Linked DNA regions of Mus musculus: all the other regions are linked to region 3. The links are chromatin loops, found by intact Hi-C in ENCODE. Cell type or tissue: heart. All regions are shown on one strand. Links, peaks and the distances in the headings refer to the core of each region. The heading gives the core; the rest is flanking DNA. Region 1 holds the start of Gm30475 (a long non-coding RNA gene). Region 2 has its middle 9.9 kb from the start of Gm30475. Region 3 overlaps Unc5cl (unc-5 family C-terminal like). Region 4 overlaps Oard1 (O-acyl-ADP-ribose deacylase 1). Region 5 has its middle 16 kb from the start of Gm24071.

Region 1 (5,835 bases), core at 594-5,593, 700 kb after region 3:
GGTCTCTCATTTAACTCAAAGCTAACCAGTGCTAGGGTTACAGGTGTGTGTACTGTCATGCCAGGTATTTTTCTGAGGGAATCTTGATTCAGGTTCTCATTCTTACATGTTACCCACAGAGCCATCTCCCCAGCCTAGGACCAGGACTTGTAAATCACATATCATATAGCAGCTAGGACCTGAAGCCCACAGAATTATGGAAGCTGCTATGACCATATAGAGAGTCCCACCCTCTATTTGCCAAGGCCCAGGAAGGAGGCCGGTTCCCAAGGGCTGTGGGTCAAACATGAACTCATCTGACCATGAGAGCCACCCAGCTAGTAGGCAGTGGAGGTGACATTGCTCTGTTTATGAAACATTGTCCTTCCCTTTACCTGTGCTTGACTGGAGCATGATGGGAGAGGATTGTGGGAGGTTCCACACAGCAGGTGGTGTAGCTGTTCTCAGCTTCACTTTCATTATCCCACTGATGGAGTGCTGGGCCCACTGACCCCAGGCTGCGGCAGGAGCTTTGTCGTCAGTGTCTGGAACAACATGTGGCTTGCCTCTGACAGATGCGTTGGAGCCTCTCAATCCCAGGAGTGATTCTGTCTTATGGATGAGAGCCCAAGACATCTGTACCTGTCGGGTGACAAATCCAGACACATTCCCTGTCTGGTTAGAGATGCATCCGACCTGATTAGGCCTACGAACCTGCCTGCTGCTCATGAGTGCCTTCAGCAAAAAAAGAAATCCAACTGATAAATAGTCACTCATGCTGGGAAGGGATGTGTGCACAAAGCTCTCAGACAGGCTGTGGGCTGCAGTGAGGGGTAGGAGAGCTCCCATGTGACTCTGGGGTAAAATGAATGGCAAAAAACACCATCACCCGAATCTCCAGGCCCATCTGCTTTGCTCTTAGTCTAGCACCATCCTGCCACGTCTCTGAAGAAGCCTCATGAGATGGCTCAACCAGTAAAGTGATTGTCTCATGAGCATGAAGACCTGGGTTTGGATCCCCAGGAGCCAATGGAAAGCTGAATCCAGAAGCATTTTAAGCCCGTCTTAAAACAAGGTAGTCAGTGAGAACTGATACCTGAGGCTGCCCCTCCTTGTCTAACCGAGAGAGAGGAGGGGGGGAGGGAGAGAGGAAGGGGGGGAGAGAGAGAGAGAGAGAGAGAGAGAGAGAGAGAGAGAGAGAGAGAGAGAGAGAGAGAGAACAGAGGAGATAGAAGAGAGAGATGGAAGAGAGAGAAGGAGAAAGGAAAGAGAGAAGGAGAGAGAAAGGAGTAGAGAGAAGGAAAGAAGAGGAGAGAGGAGCAAGAGACTTTCCAGCAGGTGAGAGCTCCCTCGCAGAAGGTAGATTCCAGGTGGAAAGACTGCCCACATGTCTTACCTGCTTCATGATAGTGCTCTGCTGGGCTGGATTTGACCCATCTCCTCCCTAGAGAGCACCCAGTGTACTTCTGGCCACTCAAGGCTCTGAACATTTTATCCTGTTATGGCCACTCTAAGTTCTGCCTCTTGGAATGGCTGGCATAGGTTTTGCCGCCGTACATGGGCACCTATGTGAGCTTGAGATTAAAAGCATGGGAGTCAGTGTCACCCCATGTCTGCCTCCTGGCAAGAGTAAGGACAGATGCATCTGGGATCAGAGGCAGCAGAGGGGGCCAGGACCCTTTAGCAGTCAGGAATGGGAAGTAGACTCCAAGCCACAGGAATGGAACATACGCCTCCTATGGGAGTCTGGTCCTGGTTGATTTATCCTTGTTCCTAGCTGGGTAGTGACTTCCAAATATCTGGTGTCTCCAGCCATTTCAGACCTTTAGTTTCTGTTTAAACTAACCAGAGCACGCTGAACCAGGAACTCCAACTGTGTGAGGTTCAAGTTACCAGGAACAGTTACACACGTTACAAGCTTGCCCAGAGTGAATGCCAGGCTAGCCTGGACAACTTAGCTGAGAACCTGACACAAAATAGCAAGTTTACAATGAGAAGGGCTGTGGACATAGCTCACTGGTAGGGCATTTCCTGGCATGTACAAGACCCCAGCTCACCACCTTCCTAGTACCGTAAAATCAAATAAAAGTGAAATAAAACCAGCCTACTACAGACAGTTTGAAAGCACTCTGTCTGAAGTGAGAGGAAGCTCTGCCGGAGAAAACGAAAAATGGGGGCGTGGCAACGGGGAGTCGGGGCGTGGCGGAGCTGGGGGCTGCTGCGGGAAGTGAAGCACCAAGCAAGAATTGGACGTTGGAACTACTGATAGTGATGGACCCTTGCCGCAGCAGAAGGTTGAACATCAGGATTTTAGGGGGAGCCTCACCCCCACGCCCACATATACACACACCCTCAGCATGCTCCACAAAGCTGCTCCTTTGGAACCCGTTGCAGATGAAGCTGGGATCGCTGCAATGGGTTGCGGGGCGGGGTGTAGAGGGTGTGTAGGAAGGAGACAAGGATGAAGCCTGCTGGCCACCTTATCCTGCTTTAGACGGACCTCGCTCTCCAGGCTGACCCTCCAGATGGCAGTGCAGGGAGCACAGCAGAGAGGTAAAGGCTGGGAACCTCAAACGTAGAGGCCAGGGCGGTCAGAAATTTTTTCCCATTTTTTTTTTTCCTCCCAAGACTCAGCTCGGTGAGGACTTTGGTGGCTGCGCTGGCCTGTCTCCTCTACAGAACTTTCATCAGGGGACTAGACTGACTCTCTCGGCTCAGAAAGCCTCTATTCTGCCCCCACCAGGCGGTTTTTCCCTCTCATTTTTGTTTCTCTCTCCCACCTTCTCTGCATTTGTCTCAAGTCACTATCCTGAACTACAACTCCTTTCTTTCTCCTCCCTCCTGCACGTGAACATCAACGCTTCACTCACCTCTGCCGGCTTCTAACCAAGACCCCCTGCCCAGTCAATGCCTGGCTGCTTCTGGCTAACATCATCAGCACCACACACGCTCTTCAGAGAAGCTGGTACTGACTGACAGGGAGGCCGAGCTGCTGACATAGTCCCAGCCTGCTTCCAACTCCATCTCTGGACTTCTTTACCCAGCTCTCTCATCTCTGCCCCTCTACCTCTGGGCTTGAGAAAGGGAGGAGGTGGGGTGGGAATATCTTCCCGGCGTTAACAGCAGCTGCTGTGTGGGGAACATTATCTTAATTGAGTCTCAGCTTGTTCCAAGCCACTTGGCTATCATAAATAATAGATGTTCAATGGGTCTGTAAGACAGAAGGGCCAAATGAAGCCACAAGGTGGCTGGTGCCCGCAGACTGTAGGGCGGCTGGCTCTACCTCTCTCTCAAATCTGTGGTTCAGCTCCCATCCCCGCCCCCAGCCCACAAGTGAGGTTTTCAATCGGAACCCTGCTATGCCATGCAAATGGAAAGGACTATGAACCAGCAGCCCTCCGAGCCTTTCAGGAAAGGGTAGGGAAGCCACACAGAAGGGTCAAGGCCAGGCTGCCAGCAGACTATTCAGCTGAGCATGAAACCCACCACATCCCCTCTTCTACACACACCAGCAGATGTTCTTTGGTTTGTGGCTTTAATCCTAGGGCGGAAATCATGTGGCCACCTGTTCCTCCGGTCCCCGGTGTCTTCCATGTTTCCGTGTATAGAAAAAGCTGCCGTTCAGAGAACCAGAAAAATGTTTTGGCACGGTGATGCTGTTTCCAGAGCCCCTGTTTGCAAAGGCACCCTTGATCTGCAAAACCTCCCTCTTTGCGGAGCCCAGGGCTATCTATTGAGGAGAGATTACGTATAGCCTGCAATAATGCTAGGAAATTCTGCCTCCCAGGTTCTCATAACCTCACTGCACCCCTATACTCTATTCTAACTGTTCTGCCTATCCCAATGTCTTCAACACCAAAGTCTCCACCACCCTTGTCATAGATGTCCCTACCCACTACTGTCCAACATCATGGCTGTGCTTGGAAATCTCTGGTAAGGAGTTCTGAAAGTGAACCTCGGCCCCAGAGACTTCTGGGGTGGTGTGTGAGGATGCTCACTTAAAGATTTTGGCAAAGCCATCTGGCTGAATTGATATTGAATGTCTGCGGTAGATGACTGAAGCTGAAGTCATTGTTGGTTTCTTTAACTGTAAGAGCTCGGCTGATGAATCTGAAGTCTACTCAGCCTCTTTTGCTGTCAACACCCAAGGCTTCAGGTAATATACACCCAGGTCACCTGGTTATGTCACTAGCAGGACAGGCTTCAAGCTCACAGGACACTAGACTATCTGGCCCTCAGCAGAGAAGCAGATGGCTGGTCCTGGGACTAGAGTCACACATGTTGAGGATTTGTCTCTTATTGTTTATTGTAATGTTAAGTGCTGGCCTCCAAGATTTGCACTTAACCTGAGGGACCCCGTCCCCAGTTAATTCTGATTGGTAAATAAAGATGCCACCAGCCAATAGCTGCAGAGAAGAGACATAGGCGGGGTTTAGGTTTTCAAGCCAGAGACCACAAGGAAGGAGAGAGAAAAAGGGAGCAGAGATGGGAAAGTAAGAACGTGAAAGAGAGACAGAGAACCACCATGAGATAAAGAAGCAAGAAGAGCCATCATGGACTAGGGACCCAGAGAGCTGCCTAATGGGAGCTAAGAGCAGCCCTATTGAAACATAGTAATAACTTAGGGCTAGACGGTGGATTCTAGCAACATGGAGGGCAGACAGCTGCCCAGCTATGGTGCTGCTTAAGACATATTAAAATATAAAGGCTGTGCGTGTTTCCTCCAGAAACATAAATGGTCAAAGGCAGGAAGGAACCCCGCACCAGGACTTCATAAATATCAATTACTACAGTCAAATGCAATTCTCCGTTGTCAACAGGAAACTATAAACTACCCCGTGAGTAGAGAAAAAGAGACATCGATGGAGGGGCAGGGTCATAGGATGCATGTGGTACAGGAGTAGAGAAACCCTGGGGAGGCCAAGATACAAGCAGAAAGCATGGGGGTGGAGGTGAGGAATGGGACTTGCAAGCCAAACCAAGTATGTATGAAACTCTCATGAGAAAACCAGTTATTTTTTATGATAACTAAAAATTTAAAAATGGAATTCATAGGGAGCAGTGGGGGGCTGTTTTGGGGTAGCACTGTGTCTGGGGGATAGAACGCTTGTCTGATGTGCTGGGAACTCCAGGTTCTTCCCTCGGGCTGGACCAGCAGGTGGGGTGGAAAGCCTGCTTGGACCACACGACTGTTGGGCTGTTTCTCTGTTAAAATGGTCTTCTCTCAGTTTCCTCTCAGTGCCCAAGGCTCTTTTTGCTATGTGCAGGTGTGGACAGAACAGTTCATAAGTCTACTTAAGAACAAGCAGGTGACAGACACTTTCACAAAGATTGTCACATGGAAGGTAGGGAAACAGAAAGAAACCTTCAGAGATGTTGGGTAGGTGACTTCTACCCAGGGACATCTCATGTCTGTGGACTCCAGAGCCTGCGCACTGGAACTTGATGCTGGTCGTTCCCAGCCAGGGTTGAAAGAGGATGTGATCTATGGAAGGTGTTTCTGTGGACACCTGAAGTTATTTGCAAAATAGTGCACGGGGAACATGTGTGCAGAACCTTTGGGGAACAGGATCTTTGCCTTTCTGAGATACAGCAATGGGGTGCAGATTCTGGGATCCACACCACCAGTCCCCTGAGACCAGAGTCCCTCTAATGGCCACCTATTCATTCAGCAAATGTTTTCTGAACACCAAGTACCATCCTGGAGTCTAGGGAGCATCAAATACCATCCTAGGGGAAAAGGAGCAAGAAACGGGTGATTGATTTATAGGAGTTTTCTAGAAATGTGAGTGAAGACCCCACAGAGGCTGAAGTCATCCAGACACTCTCCTATCCCCCACACCAGGGCCCAGCTTC
Region 2 (5,835 bases), core at 313-5,312, 710 kb after region 3:
CCTCAGAACCCATGGAAGAAAAGCTGGGGAGTGGGGGGAGTTGATACTTGTCATCTCAGCATTGGGGAGGCAGACTGGGGGATCCCTGGACTTGCTCGTGTCAGCCAGTCTAGATTCATCCGTGAGTTCCAGGTCTGTGAGGGAAACTGTCTCAAAAACAAAAGCAAACACAAAACAAAAACAAAGAGAACAAAAGCATGCACGCACCCTTGTACCCCCAAACACACGTGCATACACAGACACACCTAGGTTCGCTTACTTGAGGGTTAGCATATGAGCTCTGGCCAGTCCAGTAACTCCTGCATCTGTCTCTTCATCTTTGAAACCACCATGGCAACAAGGACTCCTCCCCGCCTCCATCAAGGACCAGTTAAGTAAAAACAAGTTAAGCTCTCTCCCCGGTTTTGCCTGGCACCTGGGATTGCTAGCTTTCTTAAGTCTCTAATACCACACATATCAACAGAGCCTCTGGAATAGAAGCCAGGGGCTGGCTTTAGAGGGATCCCCAAGGGATCTTGTTAAAATGCAGATTCTCAATCCCAGTGTTGTGGGCCCAGAATTCTGTGTTTTCTATCAGGCCTCTGGGGATACTGGGGCTGGGGTCCTGGACCACATGCTGCCTAGGGAAAGGCCAAGGGATGGTGCTGTTTGAATCCCTGTATGGCATCCGCCACCCCCAGCCCAGATGCTCAGCTATTTCTGGAGACTCTTGGGTCAGCAGGTTCCCTACCTTCCCCTCCACCCTCACCATCCACCCCCACAAGGCTGCTGTTAAGGACCAGAGCCTCTTTCCTCAGAAAACGAAAAGAGAGCATGTGAGCCTTGATTTTTCAACTGACAGGACTTTATCAGCTCACAGGAAAAACAGCAGAAAGGCCCCGGTGATCTGTCTTGCTGGGATTTCCCTGATGTATTAGAAATGATACGGAAATCCATCCCTTAAAGTTCCGGAGGCTGAGGGTGGAGAGAAGGCTGCTGGGAGGGAAAGAGCAGGAGTGTGTGGGCAGGTGTGGTCCTGGGGAGCTATGCTGGACACCCCAGCTTCCAGCAGTCCTCGGGGATCAAGGGGCCTGGGGCAGCATGCTTTGCAGAGCCTGGTTTTCAGGGCAGCCTGTGGGATAGCCAGTACTCATGTGGATCGGGTGAACATCAAAGGCTGTTCGTGACTGAGTGCCAAGTGAGGGAAGCAAATCACAGAAAAGCCTAATTCCATCTTTAAAAAGGTACAATCGTCTATATTTGCAAACTCCCGGGAAGGTTAGAAAAATCTCCGTCACACTGTTACCAACAGTTATCTCAGGGAGAGGGAGATAGGATGAGAGCTTCTCCCTGCCCCTTTCGGTGTTGTAAATTTCTCTATTGTTTGAGTTTGAAAATAATGAGCATGCATTACCCTGGTAATGGAAAAAATGCCATTTTTAGAAAATCTATGTTTGAAAGTGGCAAGTGCCAGCCTGACAGATCCCAGCAGGTTGCAGGGAGCTTCTGCACCATTTCTTGTCATGCAGACCCAGGCCATAAGACCCAGGCCAAGGACCCATGGATGTCAGCTAGGATTGCTGCTTACTGTTCTGGGACCCAGGCCATCCATGCTTCTAGGATGTCCTTGACACAGATGGGGCTGGGAAGATGGCTCAGTTGATAGATCACTCACCGTGCAAACATGAGGACCTGAGTCTCAGTCCTGGTGCCTGTGTGAAAGCCAGATGTGGGCAGCACATGCTTATGATCCCAGCAAAGAGAAGTCAGAGGCTGGATCCCTGGGGCTTGCTCATCAGCCATCTAGCTGAATTGGTGAGCTCTAGGTTTGGTGAGCAGCCCTGACTCAAAAAGTAGGGTGGAGGGCTATTAAGGAAGATACTCTTGTGAACCTCTGGCTTCCACCACGCATATGAAAACATACATGAACATGTGGACGGATGTACTCACATACATGTATACGTGCACATAGAAACACATAGTACAAATTACTTCAGGGCAGATGCTCTCTGAAGTGGTAATGACCTAAATGACAGAGGACATTCAGGGTACAATGAGAGAATGCAGTGAGTGACAGCTTAGCATAGGCTAAGGGATGCTCCAGCCTTCCTCAGGCAGACAATAGAGAGAGGCAGAGCCTGGAGCCCTGACAGTGACCACTCTGATGAGCTCTGGCCACTTCTCGGTCTGACCTGACAGCTGCTGTCCTCCCAGCCTTCAGGCCTCTGCTCGATTGTTCCGACTGACAGAACTTCTCCAATGCTCTTCCTTCTCTCACCTGCCCACTTCCAAGTCACTCTCCAGGAACTTTCTAGAACACCCTGAGACCCCTACTGAATGTGCAGCCGATGCCCAAGTAGCAGGGAGGTAGAAAGGATGGTACACAGGGCCCCACACCCTTCTCAATCCGTCAGCACCTGGCACATGTTCTTTGTAGAAGTTAGGTCTGATTCTTCCTCCAGTCCCATGCTCCCCAAAATAAGACTCGGACTCAAAATACATTTGCAAATATGTTGGCCATATAGCTAGGCTCTTCTCTTATCAGATCATTACTTAAAATAACCCAATTATGTTAACCTACATTCTGCCATGTGGCTGGTTACCTATGCTCAGGTACCATGTGTCCGTCTCAGCACATCTTTCTGGGGTCATCTTCAGCACCTGGCTCTATCCCAGAATTCTTTCTGCCCCCTGAATGTCCCACCCTCTACTCTATCCTGTCCTATAAGCCATAGGTTTTTAATTGAAAGTTCTATGACAGTTTATAGTTCTGTGTTTGTTTGAGACAGGGGCATGTGTAACTCAGGATGATTTCCAAATTTCTCATGTCGCTGAAAATGACTTTGAACTTCTAAGCTTCCTACATCTTCCTCTGGAGTGCTGGGATTGCAGCTGTGGTCTGCCCCTTCAGGCTTAGGCAGTGCAGGGACAGGACTCAGGCCCTGTGCATGCTAGGCAAGTAGTTTGCCAATGTAGTGACAAGCACAGCCTCCTGGGCATATATTCTCATCTACCTTTTGGCTAGTCACCCCGTGAACCCTGCAGGGATTTCCCCACTTGGAGTCTGTCCACCTATATTAAAGAAGGGTGGCAGTGAGGTCTTAGCGCCCTCTAGTGACCAGGTGCAGGGTGACATCAGCAGGGAAGTCCAGGGGCATCCCAGGAACAAACCTTCCAGTGTCTGGGTTGGGGGAAGGGGAAGAGGAAGGGAAATGGGACAACATATCAGCTGTAAACGAGCTTCTCTGTGGATGCAAGGGAGCTGAAGCCATGTCCTCCGAGGGTAGGCCCAGCTCCTTGGGCTGTGCCCTGTAGTGGGAGCCTTCTTGGGCTGGAGGAGGGAGGCAGAATTCCCAGAACGCAGGGTTATTAGTGGAGTCCTACAGAGGAGTCTGATTGTTTACACTGTGTAAGAGGCAAAGATCCAGAGATTGACGTTCAGTCCAGGCAGGTGCATGAGGACCTGAAACTCAGAAAGCGTTCCCACAAAACCTCACTTTAACATCCCTGTACCTCGATGCTGCCTCCTCACGTCTCTCTCCTCAGAATGGCAGGAAGTCCCCGTGTGCCTCCATTTCCCTCCCAACTCAGTAGACAGGAAGCATGTGTCTCTCATTTTTCCTTGCACCTATTGGCCAAGACCCCACCATGGCATTGGCCCCTGAACTCTAGACTTTCCCTTTCCCTCTGGTGGTCAGGTATGGGGAATGAGCCATGGAACTCTCGAGAAGGCTGGCATTGGATGGGTTAGCTCCCTAACCCTCCATGACATTTCCAGTCCTTCCTCTGTGCTAGAACTTTCTCTCACATGAGATGCTTCCTGGGGGACCAAGACATAGACACCGGATTCTAAAGCCTGGCTCTTTGCACGTGAGTGTTTGATTAGCCCTCAGACCACAAACGTCATCCAGTCTTACCTTTATTTAAAATCCTGTGGAGGGGCTGGAGAGGTCAGAGCATGTACTGTTATGTAAAAAAAACTAAGTTCAGTTCCCAGCACCCATATTGGGCAGCTCTTAGTGGATCCTGTATCCCTAACCCCCTCCTCTCATCTCTCTCTCTCTCTCTCTCTCTCTCTCTCTCTCTCTCTCTCTCTCTCTCTCTCACACACACACACACACACACACACACACACAGGCAGACTGTGGGGCATTGGGCTATACAATGCCCCACAGCAGATCTGGCAACTCTCTCCTGCCTCCTCTGGCCCATGATGCTGTTCGACTCCCCTTTGCACCACTTCCACGACTACACGTTCTTTAGTTGTCTAGAGCCTGGTCCTTGATGAGACTACAGAAGGTCCAGACCTCCAGGGAAGCCTTGTTCAACCACAGTTTACTCCCTACAGTATAACTTAATGTTTTCTTGCTGCAGTGCAAACCCATGTCCTCTGGCTCTATCTCTGTATCACACTAGAGAACTGTGAGTATCCTCTTGTCTCCTTCCACCCACTCAACTCCCACATCCCTTGGGCTTTTCCTATACCTTCTAAATTTTTTTTTTTCAAAAAACCTTTCATCATTTTTCTTATTGGCTCTGGCTCCCCTCCAGAACCTCCAAATCCTTCTTAAATGTGACAGCTAAAATTAGCTTCCTGGAGAAGGCCAAGTGCTTGTGGGATGCTGGAACCCCGCCTTGCATGCCTGGTTTTTCTCCTTTCTGGGTCCCATCCCAGCATAGAACAGCCTGGTCCTTCTCTTATTATTCTGAGTACCCGTGGGTCTTCTCCTCTCCTCCTCCTGGATGTGAGAGGCCTGGGTTTAACGTCTAGAAGTTTTGCCTTATGTTCTGAACAAATGGTTTTTCCTTAGGATGCCCCGGGATAACTCAACTGAGATGCTCCGAACTGGTCTCATCCACTGGGACAACAGCTTCGTGCTTCCCTTTCTCCAGCCCCCCCCACCCCCGCCCCCGACCAGCTGGACTGCCACCATTAAGGCATCCCTGGGTGTCCATAAAGGTCACAGTCCCACGCCGAAAAGTGGACACCAGGTGAAGGCTGCCAAGGGACCTGTGGGAGAGCAAGGGTCTGATGGCTCCTGGGAGAAATATTTGTAGCCCATAGCAACTGTATGCGAGTGCTGCAGGTTGGCTGTGTTGTGCTTAAACAACATCTGGGGACGGGGTCAGTTAATAGTGTGTGTGTGCCTTGCATGCATGTTTCCATGATCTCTTCCATTCCCCGCTCTGCATAAACCAGATATGGTGGTGCATGCCTATAATCAATCCCAACACTCTGGAGGTAGAGACAGAGGGTCACAAGTTCAAGGTCAACTTCAGTCTCCTAGCCTAGGTAATTAATTTGCGGCCAGCTTGGGCTATACAGAGACCATCTTTTTTTTTTTTTAATAAAAAAAAAATACATGGTTTCATTTAGAACCAAGTAGAAATGACAGTTTCATCCCAGCTGTCCCTTGTGCCCTCCCCATGGCCCATCAGGATAAGCTTTCCCAGCTGTCCTCAGGTTTGTTCTGAGGCAGGTGACCAACAGATAGAGCTGAGACCTCAAAAGAGGGTCCATCGGAGCCTCCTACAGCCCGAGCCCTTGCACATCACCCACTCCCAGCCATAAGACAGGGAAACTCATGGGAGAGGCTTTGGTGCAGAGAGCCTCTGCAGTACTCCACAAATCACCCAAGAAGGAAACACTTCTCAGCTAGCGTGACAGGAGCCCTCTGCCATCCGTCCAAGCCAGGCTACTGGCTCCTGAGCCGGGTGCCCTCAGCCACATAAGCAGACAAGGCATTCTCTGTATGCAGAAGAAGAGCTCCAGTGAGGGAGAATAAATAAAGTCAGAAACCATAAATAAACCTGCTGGTCTCACACTGGGTGAACAAGCGGCCCCTGGGGAGCTGG
Region 3 (5,835 bases), core at 345-5,344:
CCACCATCTTACAATTTAGTCACAAGACAAAAACGAGAAGATAGGTAGACTCTCTTAGGGACTGGGTAAGGTGACTTGGTTCTAGGTTGCCCTTGGGGGTCTCAGTTCTCTACTGCAGAGACAGTTTTATTTTAATCATTATTCAAGTCCAGGGCTGAAGGAAACTGATGAACACTAAGATTGCAGTTTTTGTAAGAGTCTCTGGGATTGTTTGGGGCAGTGGTGTAAGAGGCTACCACCTGTATGTCTGAGCTTGACCAAGTTCCTTGTTCCCAGTTCATTCCTTGGATAGGGGAAGAGTGGACACTGTTTATACGTTGTATGTGGACGTCAGTTTCCAGCTCACACTCCTCTATGCCTATTCTATGAATTTTGAAAGTGAAAGAGAAAAAGTAGTGACAGCCTCACAGTTGAAGAGGAGGGTCCCAGGTGCCTCTGCAGAATTTAGAACACTTAGCTTTCTCTCCAAGACTTCAGACCCATTCTTTCAGCATGAGATCAGTTATATGATGTCTGTTGATAGTAAGTATGCAGTAAATATTTTACAAGGAATGAGACAAGCCACTGGTACTAGCTTGCCACACTGTGGCCCAAGGCACGGAAAAGAAGATTATAGGATGATGTGTATACAACATGTAGCTGATGTCGGTCTCGTAGTAGGTGTGCAATAAATATTTCACAAGGAACGATACAAGTCACTGGTACTAGCTTGCCACACTGTGGCCCACGGCACAGAAAAGAAGATTATAGGATACTGTGTGTACAGTGTGTAGCAGGAAGCCCGTCGCTTGTTAACACAGTAGGTGTTAGTAATCATGGTGGCAGTGCAGCTGGGGCTCCTGCCAAGGAGCTCACAAAGGGATCGGTAAAAGAGCCTTTCTGTGCTAGGCCCTAGAGTCCAGGCTGTGGATGCTGTCGTCAAGAGATGAGCTAGAGCCAGACCTTGGAAGCAGAAGAGATTTAAACACTTGTCAAGTGTCTGTCTATGTGCCTGGATCCAAAAGTGAAATAGGTTTTCACCTCCTAGGAGCACAAATGATCGATAACAAGGAACTCTGAGAACTTGAGAATAACAGCAAACATTCCTTGTGCCCCCCGCCCCCCCCCCCCCCCCGCCCCGGGTGTTCAGTATTGCAGAACACTGAAAAGAGAGATGCAAACAGTTGAAGAAGAAAAAAAATAACCAGAGGACGGCAGAATTGAGAGTAAGACAGGATGCCAGAGAGGAAACCATAGAGGATGCTCTAGCTGCGGGGAGCAGCAGAGGTGCTGAGTGGGGGGCAGAATATGCAAGCTAGGTTAGAGGTGGGAGGAGGCGAGGGCAGGTCAGAAAGGCAGGGCATCACCAGGTGGTGGGTGAAGGAGGCAGGCAGGAGTAGACTGGCTGCTAAGTAAAAGGGACTCTGAAAGGCTCGCAAACAATGGAGGGTCGTCAAGGGAACTATGAGCGTGATCCAACACAAAATCATAAGCATACTTAAAGCATGAGGTTTTTTTGTTTTTGTTTTTAATGTTCATGGTTCTCGAGTGTGAGTTTGTAGCTAACACCTGTCTCCGTTTGCTTTCTATTGCGGTGATAAAGCACCATGACGCAAAGCAACATGGGAAGGAAATGGTTTATTTGCTTATCATTGGCGGCAGTCCATTTTGAAGGAAAATCAAGGAAAGGGCTCAAGGGAGGAATCTAGGGGGCGGGAACTGATGCAGAGGCCATGGAGGGGTGCTGCTAATTCCCTTGCTCTCCGTGACTTGCTCAAGCCTGCTTTAGTCTACCACTCAAGCTGACTTAAGAAGAGCGGAGCGCAGGCTCCTCTCAGCTTGCAAAGTCCCACCCTTCCGGGGAGGTAGACAAGGCTAGCGGGAGCAGAGCTCAGGGGTGGGGCGCAGAGGTACAGAGTGTGTCTCATACTGCTCTTGAGCGCTCTGCTCTCCTCTCACCACGCCCCTGTCCCGTGGAGACAGGTTCTTGTCCTGCCAGCGCAGTCCCGCCGCGGCCATTCTGGAATTGTTCGAGGAACAGAATGGCAGCTTGCAGGAGCTGCACTATCTCATGACCTCCATGGAGCGGCTGGACTGCGCCTCTGCCATCCAGAACTACCTAAACCGGTCTCCCCGGGGCAGCCCTGACAGGTTGCATGGAGGCACCTGGGAGAACCATGGCCTAGAGCTGGATGAGAAACTCTAAGCAGACTCCACGGCTGTGCAGGGTGCTTCAAGAGGCCATGCCATACCGTGCCATGCCTTTGAGCTCAGGATCAATGCCACAGTCTCAGGTGGACCGAACTGGAACCCGCAGCAAAGCCCGACAGCCCTGTCATCTGCCCTGCATCAGGATAGCTCTTAATCCTGCCGGCCAACTTTGTCCTGCGTGCAGATTCCTTCTTGGTCGGTAGGGGGCGCGGGAGTCTGGGAGATGGTCACAGCCAAGCAGCTTCTGAGATGCTGCTTAATTTTCTTGTGGACCTGTGGGCAGACCTCAGAGACTGCTCAGTCCACAAATATTCATGGAGCGCCGAGTCTCAGCACCAAGCTGGGATCATGAGGAACGTCGGCTTCTTTGGACTTGTCTTGGAGTCTGTTCTGCGAAATGAAGATGCACTCCCAGCCGGCTGAGAGCAACATTCTAGACAGTGTCTCCCTGTGGTTAGGAGATGTCTTGGGTGTGTAACTTTGTTGAGAAGGGAGGGCCCTGCGGTGGACTGGAACAAAGAGAAGTCTCTATAGAGGGTCTTGGGAGAGAACTTTGGCGGGGGAGGGGGCTCACCTCATTGATGTGAGGAATGGCCTCTTCTCCCTTCATCTCTTCACTTGCAGCTCACACTTTGTCCTCCTCCTCAGCCTTGTTTCTCTCATCACACAGGAAGCTGTGAAGCCTCAGGATGCGCGCCCTATGTCTCTCCACCTCCAGCTGAGAGTGTTAAGTTTCTGGCTGCCTTTTCTTGCACTTGCCCAGCTCAGAGTTGGCCTCTTTACTGTTGCTCATGTCTTCACATTGCTTCGTCTCTATCTAGTTATGGAATCCCATCTTTGTGTTTCTTTTTCTATTAGGAAAAAAAAAATCAGTCACTCCCTCAGGCAAGTGTCTGAGCTAATGCTATGTATTTCAAGGCTACTGAAAGAGCTTCGGCTATTCCAGGAATGAATAAGTAGAGACATTTCTCTCACAGATCAAGTTCCTCCTTAGGGGCAGGATTAAAGGACCCCCACCCCGCTCCGATCCAGTCAGCAGTTCTGGCTACTGCTACTCTTGCTTACCGATAGTTTTGTTCGTTTGTCCAAAGGTATACAATCCCTTTGGAGATAATAAAATTTCACTTGCACATTTAATGAAAATACTGGTACTTTTGAATGGTGAGCAATATTAATTATTAGATATGAAAATGCCTTTCTTCCTAACTTTGTTTTGCTAAGATTGACAAATTTGGACGTAGGTCTAAATTTTTAGTTTTTAAATATTTTACATGTGTGGGAATGTGTATGTGTGAGCGCAGGTGTCAGTGGAGGGTGGAGAAGAGGCTGTTGGAGGTGCAGGAGGTTGTGGATTGCCTGACTTGGGTGCTGGGAGCTGAGTTCTGGCTGTTCTACAAGAGCTGTATGTGATCCTTAAGCACCGAGCCGTCTCTCCAGCCCCCAGTGACTTGGGATCATAAAATCATCCGAATGAGCATTTTGCAATTTGCACTTCTGGTTTGAAAACAGACTGGTCACTCGGGCAGCTCGTTCCCCATTCTTGAAGCAAGCCTTCAGATTTGGGGCACATGTTTCCTTTTTCTGCAAGCCACACTTGTCATCGTCCCCCCCACCCCCACACCTTATTTTCCCGTCTCCCATCTCTACTGCTGGGCTGTCCAAGTGGGTGCCCTGGCTCAGAACTGGCCATTGAAGGGCACTTTCCTCCTCTCCAGCTGCCTTAGCTCCTTCTCTGCCCTGCAGGCCAATCAAAGGCATTGTTGGAGTCCTTTTGGAACAATCGATTTTATGTAGCAAACTGAAGCCACAGGGGTTACAGGAGAGTGGGGTTGTGGGAGTCCTGTTATTCATTACAGGAGAGAATGCTTTCTGGCTTGTGTTAGGGTTCGTTAAAGGAACAGAACTATCAGTTTAACAGAACTAACAGTGGTGTGTATACTTTAAAAACCTGTTTCTTGGATTGGCTTATAGAATATGATTGGAAAAATTCAACATGGCTGCCTTCACACCAAAGAGACTTGAGAACCTGGTGGTGGTTTAGTGCCTATGGCTGGGTTCCTTAGCAGTCCCAATTTGTGTCAAAAGTCTAGATGCTTCCTGGAGAGCCACTTTGATCCTCATTGAAAGCCTGAAGAAGGGAAGGGGAAATCTGGTTTTGATATCAGTGAAGAGTTGCAGCCACCACAGCAGCAACAGAGTTGATGAACTTGTCAGCCAGAGTGAAGGCGGGCAGGCAAAGGGCAAAGCCTTTCCTTTTGCTTTTTCTTTTTATCAGAGATGCCTCTGGAAGGTGCCCCTGAACCCTCCCTCCGACATGTAATGGGTCTTTGCCACTTCAAATAAGAATATCAAAGCCAACCCATCATAGGTGCGCCCAAAGATTGCCTTGAAGTCGATTCTAGATCCAGTCAACTTGACAGCCAAGATTAATCAATCACAGACTGCCCAGACAGTTTCTCAGAATAAGTTTCTAGGGCTGGAAAAACGGATCCTTGTGCCTTTGACTAGAAACCATTGGTGGCTGCTTATGACTTCACTTCCAGTCCCTTTCCCTGACAGGATACCTGTCTGGTCCTGGGACACAAACTCAAGTCTCTGTTCTCATGAATGTCAGAGAGGCCTTGTCTAATCTTGCTCCCGTGGGGTTAGAGTCTGGGTACATGCAGGGGGAGTCAATGGGTGATGTGGAGTTAGAGCCTCCAGGGTTCATAGGTACACGTGTTTCAGTTTGCATTTACAACGCTGGTGATAGACATATGAGATCCAGATCTGTGTCATCCAATTGAAATACAACGAGAACCACATGCAAGTTCATGTTTCTAAGAGTCACGTAAAAGAAGGTAGAAAGAGGGATGCTGAGATGGTCCAGAGGTGCTTGCCGCCAAGCCTGACAGCCTGAGTTCAATACTGGGGCTCAGCTGGTGGAAGGAGAGAACAGAGATTTCTACAGATTATCTTCTGACTTTCACACATGCGTTATGGTACAAATGTGACTTCCTGCCCCACAAACAAGCGTAATAAAAACTTAATGTTAAAAAGAGGCATGGGGGCTGGTGAGATGGCTCAGTGGGTAAGAGCACCCGACTGCTCTTCCGAAGGTCCAGAGTTCAAATCCCAGCAACCACATGGTGGCTCACAACCATCCGTAAGGAGATCTGACTCCCTCTTCTGGAGTGTCTGAAGACAGCTACAATGTACTTCCATATAATAAATAAATAAATCTTAAAAAAAAAAGAGGTATGGGCCATCAATTTGGATAATATATTTTGTTAAATTTAATATGTCCAGGATGTTATTATTTCCACATGCAATCATTCAAAAATTAATGACATATTTAAAAGATTTTAAAGTTTACTATTTTGAATTAATTTGTGTGTGTGTGTGAGAGAGAGACACAGAGAGAGAGAGAGAGAGACAGAGACAGAGACAGAGAGACATAGAGCAGGCAAGTATGAGCTCAGAGGACAACTTTTGGGAGTCTGTTCTCTCCTTCCACTGAGGGTTCTAGGCATTGAATTCAGGCTCAGCCTTATGTAGCAAGCACTTCATTTGCCGAGCTACCTCCCTGGCCCTCACTTACTATTATTATTGCTATGTCATTGCTGTGTGTGATGGGCGCACACATCCATGGAGCCCAGAAGGAAC
Region 4 (5,835 bases), core at 314-5,313, 51 kb before region 3:
ACTCGGGAGACACACTAACCTGCCAGGTGGCATCTTAAAAGCCAAGACTGCTTTTCAGTTCGAAGAACTATGTCTTGCTGCTGCTTTCACAGGGAAGCAAAAAGCAAAGGAGTGTGATTGCTAAATGAGCAGACTTTGAAGGGGGCTGCTCAGGCAGTCCGAGGACTTGGCACAAGTGCGCCACGTCACCGGTGATCTTGCTTAAACATGGCGGTGGGTTCGGCTTTCCTGTGCCGTGTTCTCCTCCTTACTCGGCAGAGTCTGTTTCTCAGTCCCTGGTGGATTTTCCTGCGGCTGTAGGATGTTGCCATCCCTGCTTTAGATGAGTTAGGTGAATGAATCTATAAAGCCATGTTTATTCTTGGAATTCTCAGGATGTAGAGGAGTCACATCACTTCTTTGTTGACTGCTATATTGGGAGATGGAGCTAATGAGAATTCGAATCCTTTCTTTTGTGTTCAGATTACAAAGAAACGGGCTTCACACAAGCCAACGTATGAGAACCTACAGAAGAGTTTGGAGGCCATGAAGTCCCATTGTTTGAAGAATGGCGTCACTGACCTCTCCATGCCCAGGCAAGGGAACCCGGATCGATTGGCCAAGCCTAGAGAATAGGTGGAGACAGGTCCCTGCTTGTCAGAGCTCCCTACTAAGTGGCATATCTGTGGTCTAGCTTAACTGAATGAATCAGTTAAGTAATGGAAGGCACACACCTGCCTCAGCTCCTCTGTGGGGAGTGCTGATGGCTGAATTCTTGCCATTGTGTCTGAAGCGATAGCCTCTACTCCTAAAGCATTAGCATTGAATCTCAGACTGCAGACTGGGCAGCTGCACTTCCGCTCGGGCTACTGCTGAGCTCCTAAAATTGGATTTGGTGTTAGGAAAGTTGTCAGTGACCTCTACCTTTTATGCTTCATGCCTGCTTGTGGGGAGCAGTCAGGATGTCCTTGATGTCCCTTTGAGGACTTAAATGACATTGGTCTTAGGTGACCCTTTACTTCTTCTTGAGGACCTGGTCCATACCCTTTCTCTTTTTATTGCCCTAGTAGTTTTTAGTCAGTACTGACCAAAGCCCAAGTGACTTTCAGTGTGACCACAACATCTCTTCTTTTTATTTTTTAATGTGCATTAGTGTTTTGCTTGCATGTATGTCTGGGTGAGGGTGTTGGATCCCTGGAACTGGAGTTAACAGGCGTTGTGAGCTGTCATGTGGATGCTGTAAATTAGAACCCCTGGTCCTCTGGAAGTGCAGCCAGAGGCCTCTCTCCAGGCCGTCATCGTTTCTTCAATATACTAGTGGCTTATGTATCAGAAAGTTAAAAAGTCACTGTTCAGGAACTTGATTGTCCTGCTGTCGTGTGAAATTGGCAGGTTTAAGCTTTCCCTTTGTCCCGAGGGCTGTGTCATATTAGAAAGTGTCAGGTGGTAGAGTTGACCATCTGGTTGCAAAGGCCTCATTCTTGTCACACAGCCAGCAGCATCTCCGGGCATTCCGTTTTGACTTCCTTCCTAAGGTCCTCCCTCCTGTGCATGCTCCCTAACTCTCTATTATTTTAAGTATGTTTTAAACATATGGACATTTTCCTGCCCACTCAAGTCAGTTTTCATTGAAAGAGTAACTAGGCTAGTGACCTCGTATCAAAGAGTGAAATAATTAGAAAGTACTTAAAAATAATTGGAAAGCAAAGAGATACGATGGTCGCCCAAGAACTGTCTTGAGTGACTTCACAACAAGAATCGACCTGGAGATTTTTCATCGTGGCTTCCTGTGGGTGAGAACCTGGGAAACTGCTTTGGTTAGAGCCCAAAGGGAGCGGGGAGGGGGCAGGCTCCTAAGCACGTCCATCATAGCCAGTGGAGGGTGTGTGTTCACGCGTCCTCTTAACCAAAGACCAAGAAAAGGGCGTGTTTTCCTTTGTTCTCAGGATTGGATGTGGTCTGGATCGGCTGCAGTGGGAAAATGTATCTGCGATTCTCGAAGAGGTGTTTGAGTCAACAGACATCAAAATTACTGTGTACACACTCTGAACAGATGAAGATCTTGGATGAGCCCGTGGTCTTTTGTGTCATCTACGAAGCTGTGGGACTAAGCAGCTGTAGGACCTCAGAATGGGCAAGGACAGTCTGTGAGAGGGAGTCTCTCCTAGGCCAGATGTGGGTTTCTGTACTCCAAGAGGATAGGGAGGGCACTGCACCCAAGCAGGAGGTGAGGTCTGTCACTAGGCAGGAAACCATGTAGGTAAGTGTAGGACCTGCTTTGCTTAGCCACTACTGGATTTGTTTGGCTGGCCACTGGGTGGCAGCATAGGTTCTAATTTTCTTTTGAAGAGAAATTGTGGGAAGGGTAAACTTTTGAGATTTTTTTTTTTAAAACAATTTTATGTTTGTGCACTTTGTGTTAATCTCACCAAAAATCATCATAGGAAAGGATTATGGTTTTTAGTTATGACATCACAATGTGTCAAGAGTGGAACAATAAACGTTTCCCTTGTGTTCACTGAGGTTTGCACACATGAACGTCTGTGTTCTGGATCTTGGGGACAGGCTAAACTTGAGACTCAATTTTGAAGAGCCAGAGTTCCCTGGGGAGAACAAGAAGGTAAGAGGAGGTATGGACAAGGACTGTCCGCCTGGTTACAAGGTGCGGTTAGAGTGCTTGTGGGGCTCTTTACTGTCTGCTGTGGAGTTGATGTGATTGGACATGCCTGGACTTAATCAGGAGGCCAGCAAAGGAACACTGAAGACTCAGAGGCAAGAGCGGGTTCCAGGTCCTAGAAGATTGTGACATGCAACTAACTGGGCTCTCACGAGCACTACAGTAATTATTGGTCCCTCTTCTGAAACTAAGGACAAGCATCATGTCTATGGTGGGGAGATAAAGCCCGCTGATTTAGTCAGTGTTCTGTTATTAGAGATACTGGGGCAAGTAGGAATCCTCCCTACCCCACAGTGCTTGTACTGCAAGTTAACACAGCCAGACGTACCACAGTCTGTACTCCAGTGTGAAGGCTGATTGGTCAGGAATGGGCGATTCTTCCAGTGTGAAAATAACTAAGTTAGAAGGGGCTGTGGAGACACCAGGAGAGCCCTGATGATGGGATTCCTCGGTACATGAGATATTGCATATTGCAGCCTGCTGGCAGGGGGGTCGAAGGGGAGCACACAAGTTCTACATGGTACTGTGGGAGGAGTCCAAAGCTGTCGTTAGAACCTGTGTCTCTAAAGCCGTAGGAAGAAAATGTCCAAGTACATGAAGCAGATGATGAGAGCGGGTGATGGGCAGATGATAGTATTTCACTCTGGGAAATCTTTACGTTCCTTCTCTCCCATGGATTGAATCTATAGCCTTTCATGTTAGACTGTTCCTCCACCAGCCTACACTTCAGCCCCCATGGGAACAACTGAATGCTTGCTCAGATCAGTAGCTCTCTAGGCGCCTTTGCTTTTAAGGGGATTATAGTTAATAGTTAATTTTTGTCAGGGAGCCTGATTGGCTGTCAGTGACATTCTGGACCTTGGTGGGAATGGGATTAAGTGCCTTTGGGTCAAATTCCGGTGACTTATCACACATGAAGCCTGAGGAAAGGGGAGTTGGCTTGATAACAGACACCACTTCCTCAGAAACCCAGTTAGAGTCTGGCTCTAACTGGCCCCAGCGCCCAGACATGCAGTGTGGTTTCACTTCTGCAGCGGACTCAGACCCTTTGAGAAGTGACCCTTGCCACCTCCTGTCGTCATTTCCAAGAGTCTCACGGTGTGTCGGAACATTTAGCTGTTACTTTGGACCCCCTCTTTAGGGAAAAGAAAATTGCTTACTGCTTGGCTGTTGAGATGTGGCTGTCTCGTCAAATTCCATGAGCCTTGTGTTCCCCCACCATCTTATCTTCACGGGATAGGACAAGCTCTCCTTTACAAACACTCCCAGGAACACATTCTTTTCTTTCTTTCACTGTTCGGTAGTATTGGGGATGGATGAGAGAAAGCCTTGCATATTCAACCTGCTGGTCAACCCAGAATGCTCTGCTGCCTCACAACCTCCCTTATGTGAATCAGTCTCCTGGTTGCCACTGGGTATACTAGGCTGGCTAGCCCACAGACCTCCAGGGGTTCTCCAGCCTTCATGTTGTGCTAAGAGGACAGACAGATGCTTCTACACCCTGCTGCATGTGAGTTCTGGGGATCTGAAGCCTGGTTCTCATGCTTGCAGCAAGAGTTTTACACACTGAGCCATTGCCAGCTCCCCAGCCCTCGGGAGGGTGGGGGGTTGGGTGGGGGGTGATATTTTCAGGTCAGGACCATGGTGAGAAGTCAGCCTGAGAGAGTGAGTTCTTTGCTGTCAAGACTTGGCTTTATCTTCCTAATGTCATGGCTTGGTTCTTAGCTGGCAATATCCTTGCACCTAGGTAGGTATCCACTCACTGTCCATGGGAACTTCCCAGCATCCCACTTTCTTAAGAGAACAGGCCACAAAAACCACTTATTTCCTTTATTGATGTTGCTATTTTGTCTTTTTTAAAAAGTCAGCCCAATTCAGAACACTTTTCTAGCTGTATTTCAAAGGTCTGTACCTTGACTGAGGATCTTTGTCTCAGGCAGCACCCCTGGAGAGGCAATAAGACCCTCCACCCCCAGGTACCTGCTGCCCACATCACAGTTGTTTTTCTTGTCTTCATTTTCCTTCTTCTGATAGCCGTATTACAGAAGGCATGATTGAATGAATGAATGACGTCCCGAGGTATGTTTTGAGTTCTCTGAGAGAGGGTCTTGTCCAGTGCAACTGGTTAGTGTCAGATGTCCAACTCCAAGTAGAATCAGGAAGCCAGGTATGTCCTGGATGGCATCCGGGTCATTGCTCTGAGTGGCAGCAGGTAAAACCTACAAGGGAACCAACATGTTACTGAGGGTCTTGCTAACCCCCTTTGAAGTAACTAAAGCCTCTTTGTGCCTTCCCTAAACGACCCTGCATGTCTCTCCTCCAGGGCCTCCTGTGGTTCCTGGCTGAGGTGGTGTTGGGACTGTCTCCTTCATTGCTTTGGTGTGGTTTACCACAGCCCCAGAGATCTGTTTGGATTCTGTTCTCTTAAACATACAGTGCAAATACTCTGCTGTGTAGCTTTGTGTGGCCCAGAACTACACAGAGCAGGCTAGCCTTGAACTCAGATCTGTCTATCTCTGCTTCCCCTGGGCTAGACTGCTAGTCTTTCTTAAAGCAAAGATAAAAATAAGAGATAGACAAATTGTATTTTTAAAGTGCTTGCTGTTTAGTGAACTTTAAGAAGGGCTGGCTGTTCTTTAGGGGCATTTAGACTCTGTCATGATTTTTGGCTTACATTGGACCTTCCCTCGGGAACTTAGAAGACCCACAGATATGCCAAAGGAAGTGTGCTGGTGGGTTCAAGAATTCTGGTTGTATCTGTATACCCAAGAAGGAGTTAAATTCTTTAAAATTACACTTATCTATGTGTATAGGGGGTAGTGTGCGGGTTTGGAGGTTGAAGTATAACTTTGGGGGTCAGTCCTCTCTTTCCACTATGTATGTGGGTTCCATAGATGAAACTCAGGTCTTCAGGATCGGTGGTAAGCACCTGTACTAGGTGGTCCCCTGGCCCAAAGTGTTCTATTTTACAATAAGCTGACTTAGACATGTCTTTCCCTCATACTGGATTACTTACTGAGCATCAGTTAAAACTCCCAGTGATCCCAAATTTAAAACTTTATTCATCATTGAAATTCACAATTTTATTGAAAAAAAAAAAAAAACCCTGAAGACTTGCTAGTTTGGTAGCTGGCAGAAGTGGCCTGTAAAGGTCTTCAAAGAGGCTGGAGAGAGAGCTC
Region 5 (5,835 bases), core at 552-5,551, 130 kb after region 3:
TTATCTTTCTTCACCCCTACTCTACTTCTCTTCCACCTTCCTCTGTCTCTCCCTGCTCTCTTTTATCCCCTTTGAAGTCCTAGTCTGTCTTCTCCTTTCCTCTGTCCTCCCCCTCCATTTCCCTGTCATCTTCCCCCCTCTTCCTGCTTCTTTTACTTTCCTCTTTCTTACAGGAGCCAGCAGGCCTGGTAGTAAGCTTTGGCCTTCTTAGACAGCTGCTTACCCCAGGTGCTCCATCCTCAGGCCCAGGGAAGAGTCCTCCCTCTCCAAGCTGATGTCCAGATACTTCTCCCACAGCCTCCTGTTGTTTGAGATTGCATGCCTTCACCTCCAGCAGAGCCTTCCAGTCCACAGGGAGGGATCACAAACAAAAAACGTTGCCTGTGCCTTTGCCATGGACCCCATGTGCTTTTGGCCTTGGTGCTGGGGCTGAGTCTGCCAAGGAGATCGTCTTTGTTCTTTCCCTTTCCTTATCTGGGTATGTGAAGAGTCTCTGCAGCCCTTTCCTGCCCTATGGGGTATTGTAATTGGTCTTCACTTGGTTGCAAGACACAGACTGGCTCAGACTGGTCCCTCCCAGCTCAGGATAAAGCCAAGCTTGAGGAGCTGAACTCCGGGACTCTGTAAGGAAGCCTACTGACCTGCTTCTTGAAAATAGACTTGATGTCTTACTTGATGTGATAAACGGATCAAGGACCCCTTAAGGGAGATGAGATTTAGTTAACAAACAGCTCTGGGAAACACTTCAGTTCATACCGACACTCAAGTGGCTATCGTCAGTTAGAACACAGATTTTTCCCCCCCCATCGGAAGTGAACATTGAACGGAGGAGGCACAGTTTCATTCACGACAGCTGAAGATGTGAAGAGGTTAGACAAAAAGGCTTTGTCACTTGGCCGAGGCCCTAAACATCCTGTGTCACCTCCCTTGGGACATGTGTGTGACCTCCATGGTCCTCATTCTCGAAATGTAGAGCTTTTGCAAGGCCTGCTGAATTACCACCAGCCCCTCCCCCCACTCCCCCAGGCCTTCATGGTGAGAAAAGTCCTCTAGACACTTTCTAATTTGAAGCCAATGTCCAGAGAGAAGAGATCTTTGTAACTCTCTTGGCTTAGAGTCCAGGCCCAGGGTGGGCTACTTTCTACCAGAGAGAGATGCCCTTTTGTGTCTCACACTAAATCTTCCCCAACAGGTTCTGTTAGCAATGAGTGACTCCAATGGACTCTCAGGTTCTACCCTCCAAGAATGGCTTTGCTCACCTGGACTCCTGGCACCTTGTTCTTCTTAGACACGGAAGAGGTAGAACTTTCCCTCCACCCCTACCCTCATCCTAGTAGCCAACTGATCTAGTCCCCCAGAAAGAAGCCAAGGACCAGGCAATCCAGTCTCCCTTACTATAGGCACAGGGCTTTGCATGGACTGCTTTCCCACACTTTCTCAGGAGGAGGAGAGCGCTGTTCATTTAGCATCCCTGCCTGCTGGGCCTGCCATGAGTGGACACTGTTCTCAGCATTAGTGTGTCTGGGTTTGCCTATGAAAAACACAACATTCACTTGCTAGTGGCTTAACCACCTAGAGGTTCATTGGCTCTCTGAGAAAATGAAGCCCTAGCACCGTGTCCAAAGGTTGAAGGTCAACAGCTCAGCATTGTTACCAGGATCCCAACTGTTGTTGTCCTCTGCTGGTCTCTGCCTCCCCTGACATGGCAAGATGGATACCCCAACTCCTAACAGCATCATCGAAAGACCACAGACAGGAGCAAGGCACAGAGGAACCTTCACTTGCCCTTCGGAAGGTGAAGGGTAGCTTTCCAAGGAGTGCTCAGCAGACTTCCCACATGACCCTAAGTCTAATCCTCGACCAACCCTAGGCAAATGGATGTGATAGCACTACAAACTGCCTTGGGCCAGTTATGATATACCACCATGGGAAGGGTATTAGCATCTCTTAGGAGCTCAGAGTCCAGAGCCAGCAGGCACAAATCACAGCACTTATACCAGTAAATAGCTATGCACATGTGAGTGAATTCCATCAAACACAGGCAAAGAGGGATGCTGTTGTCCCAAATCTCTAAGGGTAGCTGCGGCATCAGCTGGTTCTCTCCTGCAGGAATCCTGATGTTCAGGACAGACCTGTGTGGAGTTGTCAGTGAGAGAGATGTGTGTAAGTACTTGAGACAGATAAAATAGTTCTGGGAAAACAGAAGAACACAAGAGGGTCAAGCTTGTGGCTCTGGGCATTGCATGGGTCACCAGCAGGCTTCCCTTTGGCAGGGGACTTTGGTGGGGATCAAGGCTAACAGGCAGATTCACTTGATTAGTCTACTTGGTTAGCTAATGTTTAAGGCTCAGCTTGCTCAAGGATTCCTAGACAGTTCTGCGGGATTCACACCCTAGTGGAAGGTAAGAAGTAGTAAGGAGGAGAGAGCCCTGAGGGTACCACCATTTAACGGTGGGCAGGGCCAGTGCCAGGGAAGCCTTGGGCAGATGCCTGGACACTTAGAGAGAAGAGGGTACCATAGGTGGACTCTCCCTGGTTGAGCTGAGTAAATTTCTAGCGTATACAAAGCCTTGGTTCAATCCCACACACAATGAACAATAACAACAGTCAAAAGAATGGCCCGAGGGCTGGAGAGATGACTCAGTGGTTAAGAGCCCCGACTGCTCTTCCGGAGGTCCTGAGTTCAAATCCCAGCACCCACATGGTGGCTCACAACCATCCATAATGAGATCTGACACCTTCTTCTGGTGTGTCTGAAGACAGCTACAGTGTACTTACATATAATAATAAATAAATGGAAAAAAAAAAAGAATGGCCCGAGACCCTTTGGAACCCACTCATGTGCCCTGGCTCCCATGGACTCAGTGACTTTGAAGACCTCTGCATTGGTTACTTTTCTGTTGCTGTGATAGAACACCACGAACCAACTGTTTGGTGATTGCTCATGGTTAAGGCTCGGGTTTGAGGTGAATTATTTGGGATTTGTGCTTCCTCATGGTGTGAGCGAGGCCGTTTCTATCATCTCTGTGAGCAGGGGATGAAGCTATTTCTTGGTCAGACAAGAAATCTTACCGTGGAGTGGAGTGAAGAATTGGAGGGTCTTATTCTATCTCCAGAGCTGAAAGAAAACTACCGGCCCCGGGGGAATAGAAAGACAACAGGACCACGGGCCCAAGACACTCTGCACCTTCCTTCCTATCTATGAAACGGTGACAATACCCCAGCAGCAATCAATCTTTCTGCTCTGAGTCCCCGGATCCCAGGAACTGAGAGCAGCCTGGGGCTCCAGGTGCCGCCTCCCCATAACACTCCTCTGCTGCCCCCTAAAGGTCACTTCTAGGATGGTCCCTCCTCCACCCCTTTTTTCAAGGTGCAAATGAAATCATGCTTCTCCTATCTGGCCCACAAACTCTCTGTAGTCTGTGGTGTTCGAAGGCATCCCTGAAGAGTTCCCAATAAGTGTGTCCTCCCCACCCCCCCCCGCCCCCCCAGGCAGGGAAGCTGTTTTACTGTGTAGGGAGTGGAACTGTAAGAAAGCAAACTTCCTGTCTATCATTCCACCAGGGAGGTGGGTGGGAGGGTGGGGCTGGGGGCTGGGGAGGAGAAAAGGGGAGGGGGGAAGGAGGATCCAGAAGGCGATCCCAGGTTCTTCTAGTCGAGGGCCATCTGTGGAGTAGCAAGGGCTCTGGGTCCCTCCTTACTGCGTTGTTTGCTGACAGTGTACAGAAAGATATACTTCACTCATTTCCCTTCACAGTCCTAGGAAACCGTCTGCCCTTCTTCCCATCTAAGTGTCCTGAAGGACATTACTCAACCCTGAGCCACCCAGACTCCCTCAAGCGGTTCTTTCCTCTCTGATGCTCCGGTTCTGGGAGGTGAGGTGTTCCCTTGCCCGTTTCAAAGCATCACCTGGGGCTCGCAAAAGCCCCCATTTTAGGTGATGAAGTCTAACCCCCATCTGCTGACACCCCTCCCTGTTTTTCTCTATCCACTTGAAGCAGCAACCACGCTCAGATGGTAAGCGAGGACTGTGCCCACAGTCTCATCAAGGAGAGGGGAACGTTCCCAGGGCCAAGCGAATCCGGTAGCATTTGAAGAGCGGAATTTAATTTGATAGTTTATATTCTGCATAGTTGCCTCCTCTATTTGACTCAAGTAAACAGCTACCTACTGCCACAGCTGTCTCTGCGCCAGAAAAGAAATAGGGTGTGGGGGATGGGCTTCAAGGGGACTTTAGGACCCCGGGGACTGAGAGTGACTGGCTTGGTGTGGGGAAAGGCTGAGCTGGGCATAGAGATTGTGGTTTTCATCTTTCTCTGAGACCTGGTGGGCTCAGAATAAGTGATCAATGAACCCCCACCCTTGCCCTGAACCCCACACTGGGGAGCTCTGTAGAGGCAACTAAAGATTTGAGACCTGAAACTCAGAGATAACCTCATCCCAGTTCCACACAGGACCTTTGGCCATCCTTGGAGGCTGTCAGGAAACTGCAAGCTGGGTTCACTCTGTCCAGGATACAACGAGGACAAATAGACCCCATTGGATGTCAGTAGTCGCTGCTCTCCTTGTCTTTCTGGGGTAGTTTCTTTCTACATAGCCCAAGCAAGCTTTGAACTTTCGATCCTCCTGCCTAATCCCCCACCCCCACCCCAAATGCTGTCATTACAGGAACGAACCACTATGGTTGTTATCTGGAACAGAGAGGTCCTCAAAGTTTCAGATCACTTCTGAGTCCTTTGCCCAGCTTGGGACTCCAACTGGTTAGGCAGAATCTCCTCTTGTAGGGAGGCGAGGCCACGCAGGCTCATCGCATGTCTGAGAAAGTGCCCATCCTGTCTCCCTTGTCCCTGTTCCCCAACAAAGCTGTCCTTGGGGCGGAATGAGAGCACTTGGATAACTTTCCTGGGAGGTAACATGTCTATTCATTTCAGGGGCTGGATGCAGACCTTAGTGAGGAATCCTACAGGCTCAGGGGTGGGGTGGGGTGGTAGTGAGTGGTTATTGTATCGCTTCACTCCTTCTTGCTTTGATTTGATTTAGCATCCGCAACAAGAAATGACTGAGGCAGGGGCTATGGGTGTAATGAGGACCTGGGGCTTGTTGCACACATGCATGTGCTCAAAGACACACACACACACACACACACACACACACACACACACACACACACACATCCAACCTGCCCCCCCCCACAAAGGGTTGAATTCTGACTCATTAGTGAATACACAGAACCCCCACGGCACCCACCTCCTGGTTACCCTCCAAAAAATCTAGGCCATATGAATAAATTGGCATTATTCAATTTGCTTTGCATAGCCTTGGGAATTTTTATACAACCGTCTCATTAAGAGAAATGGTAAAAGCCGAGGTCACATACCAAACGCGCTCTTAAAAAGAAAACTTTGTGGGCTTGGAGATGGATCAGTGGGCAAAGCCCTTGCCTTGCAACAAGGACCTGAGGCCAATTTCTAGAACTTCTATTAAAATGTCGGGTACAGTGGCACATACTTGTGATAACAGCATCAGGGAGGTGGAGTCAGGGAGATCCCTGTGGCTCTCTTATTATATAGCCTAGCCTATGGGGAGTTGCAGGACAGTGAGACTTCATGACACTTTAATGATGCCTGAGGTGGTTCTAAATGTCATATAGTAGCATGTGCTGCATGAGCACTTGAGTGTGTACACATATGTGTGCGAGTGGGATGGTGACACCGCCCACAATGGGCTGCCCCACCCCGCCCACAATGGGCGGTCTCGCCCTGCCCACAATGGCAGGCTCGCCCCGTCCCACCCACAATGGGCTGCCCGGCTCCACATCCATCACTAAATAAGAAA

The links. A loop is a pair of places that touch in the nucleus more often than their neighbours do. Peaks named below come from ENCODE experiments on the same cell type or tissue, not always from the same donor. Only the 100,000 strongest peaks of a DNase experiment are listed, where the experiment ranks them.
Region 1: it touches region 3 in a loop (4-fold over the local background); 7 of 42 quality-filtered maps call a loop at or near these places.
Region 2: it touches region 3 in a loop (2.8-fold over the local background); 7 of 42 quality-filtered maps call a loop at or near these places.
Region 4: it touches region 3 in a loop (7-fold over the local background); 7 of 42 quality-filtered maps call a loop at or near these places.
Region 5: it touches region 3 in a loop (7-fold over the local background); 16 of 42 quality-filtered maps call a loop at or near these places.

What each region holds. Positions count from the first base shown.
Region 1 is chr17:49,169,538-49,175,372 of GRCm38, forward strand. Gm30475 (a long non-coding RNA gene) reads right to left here and starts at 3,069. Exons shown (of 3, transcript XR_385629.3): 1 at 2,850-3,069; 2 at 375-621. In heart, for the core only: a CTCF peak has its summit at 2,707; a DNase peak (open chromatin) is centred at 2,187; H3K4me3 peaks cover 1,203 bases; H3K27me3 peaks cover 4,589 bases.
Region 2 is chr17:49,179,572-49,185,406 of GRCm38, forward strand. No RefSeq gene overlaps it. Among named protein-coding and RNA genes, the nearest start is that of Gm30475, 9.9 kb to the left of the region's middle. In heart, for the core only: a CTCF peak has its summit at 3,090 (motif pointing left); no DNase peak of the experiment used is centred there; H3K27me3 peaks cover 3,620 bases.
Region 3 is chr17:48,465,354-48,471,188 of GRCm38, forward strand. It overlaps Unc5cl (unc-5 family C-terminal like), which reads left to right. Exons shown (of 9, transcript NM_152823.4): 9 at 1,963-3,333. The coding sequence ends at 2,185. Among named protein-coding and RNA genes, the nearest start is that of Unc5cl, 13 kb to the left of the region's middle. In heart, for the core only: a CTCF peak has its summit at 2,384 (motif pointing right); a DNase peak (open chromatin) is centred at 2,328; H3K4me3 peaks cover 1,264 bases; H3K27ac peaks cover 428 bases; H3K27me3 peaks cover 1,879 bases.
Region 4 is chr17:48,414,759-48,420,593 of GRCm38, forward strand. It overlaps Oard1 (O-acyl-ADP-ribose deacylase 1), which reads left to right. Exons shown (of 6, transcript NM_001289490.1): 5 at 463-575; 6 at 1,926-2,512. The coding sequence ends at 2,028. It overlaps Apobec2 (apolipoprotein B mRNA editing enzyme, catalytic polypeptide 2), which reads right to left. Exons shown (of 3, transcript NM_009694.3): 3 at 4,473-4,875. Among named protein-coding and RNA genes, the nearest start is that of Gm30283, 5.8 kb to the right of the region's middle. In heart, for the core only: a CTCF peak has its summit at 2,287 (motif pointing right); DNase peaks (open chromatin) are centred at 1,443, 2,123 and 3,663; H3K4me3 peaks cover 550 bases; H3K27ac peaks cover 1,430 bases.
Region 5 is chr17:48,599,403-48,605,237 of GRCm38, forward strand. No RefSeq gene overlaps it. Among named protein-coding and RNA genes, the nearest start is that of Gm24071, 16 kb to the right of the region's middle. In heart, for the core only: a CTCF peak has its summit at 3,326 (motif pointing left); no DNase peak of the experiment used is centred there; H3K27ac peaks cover 248 bases.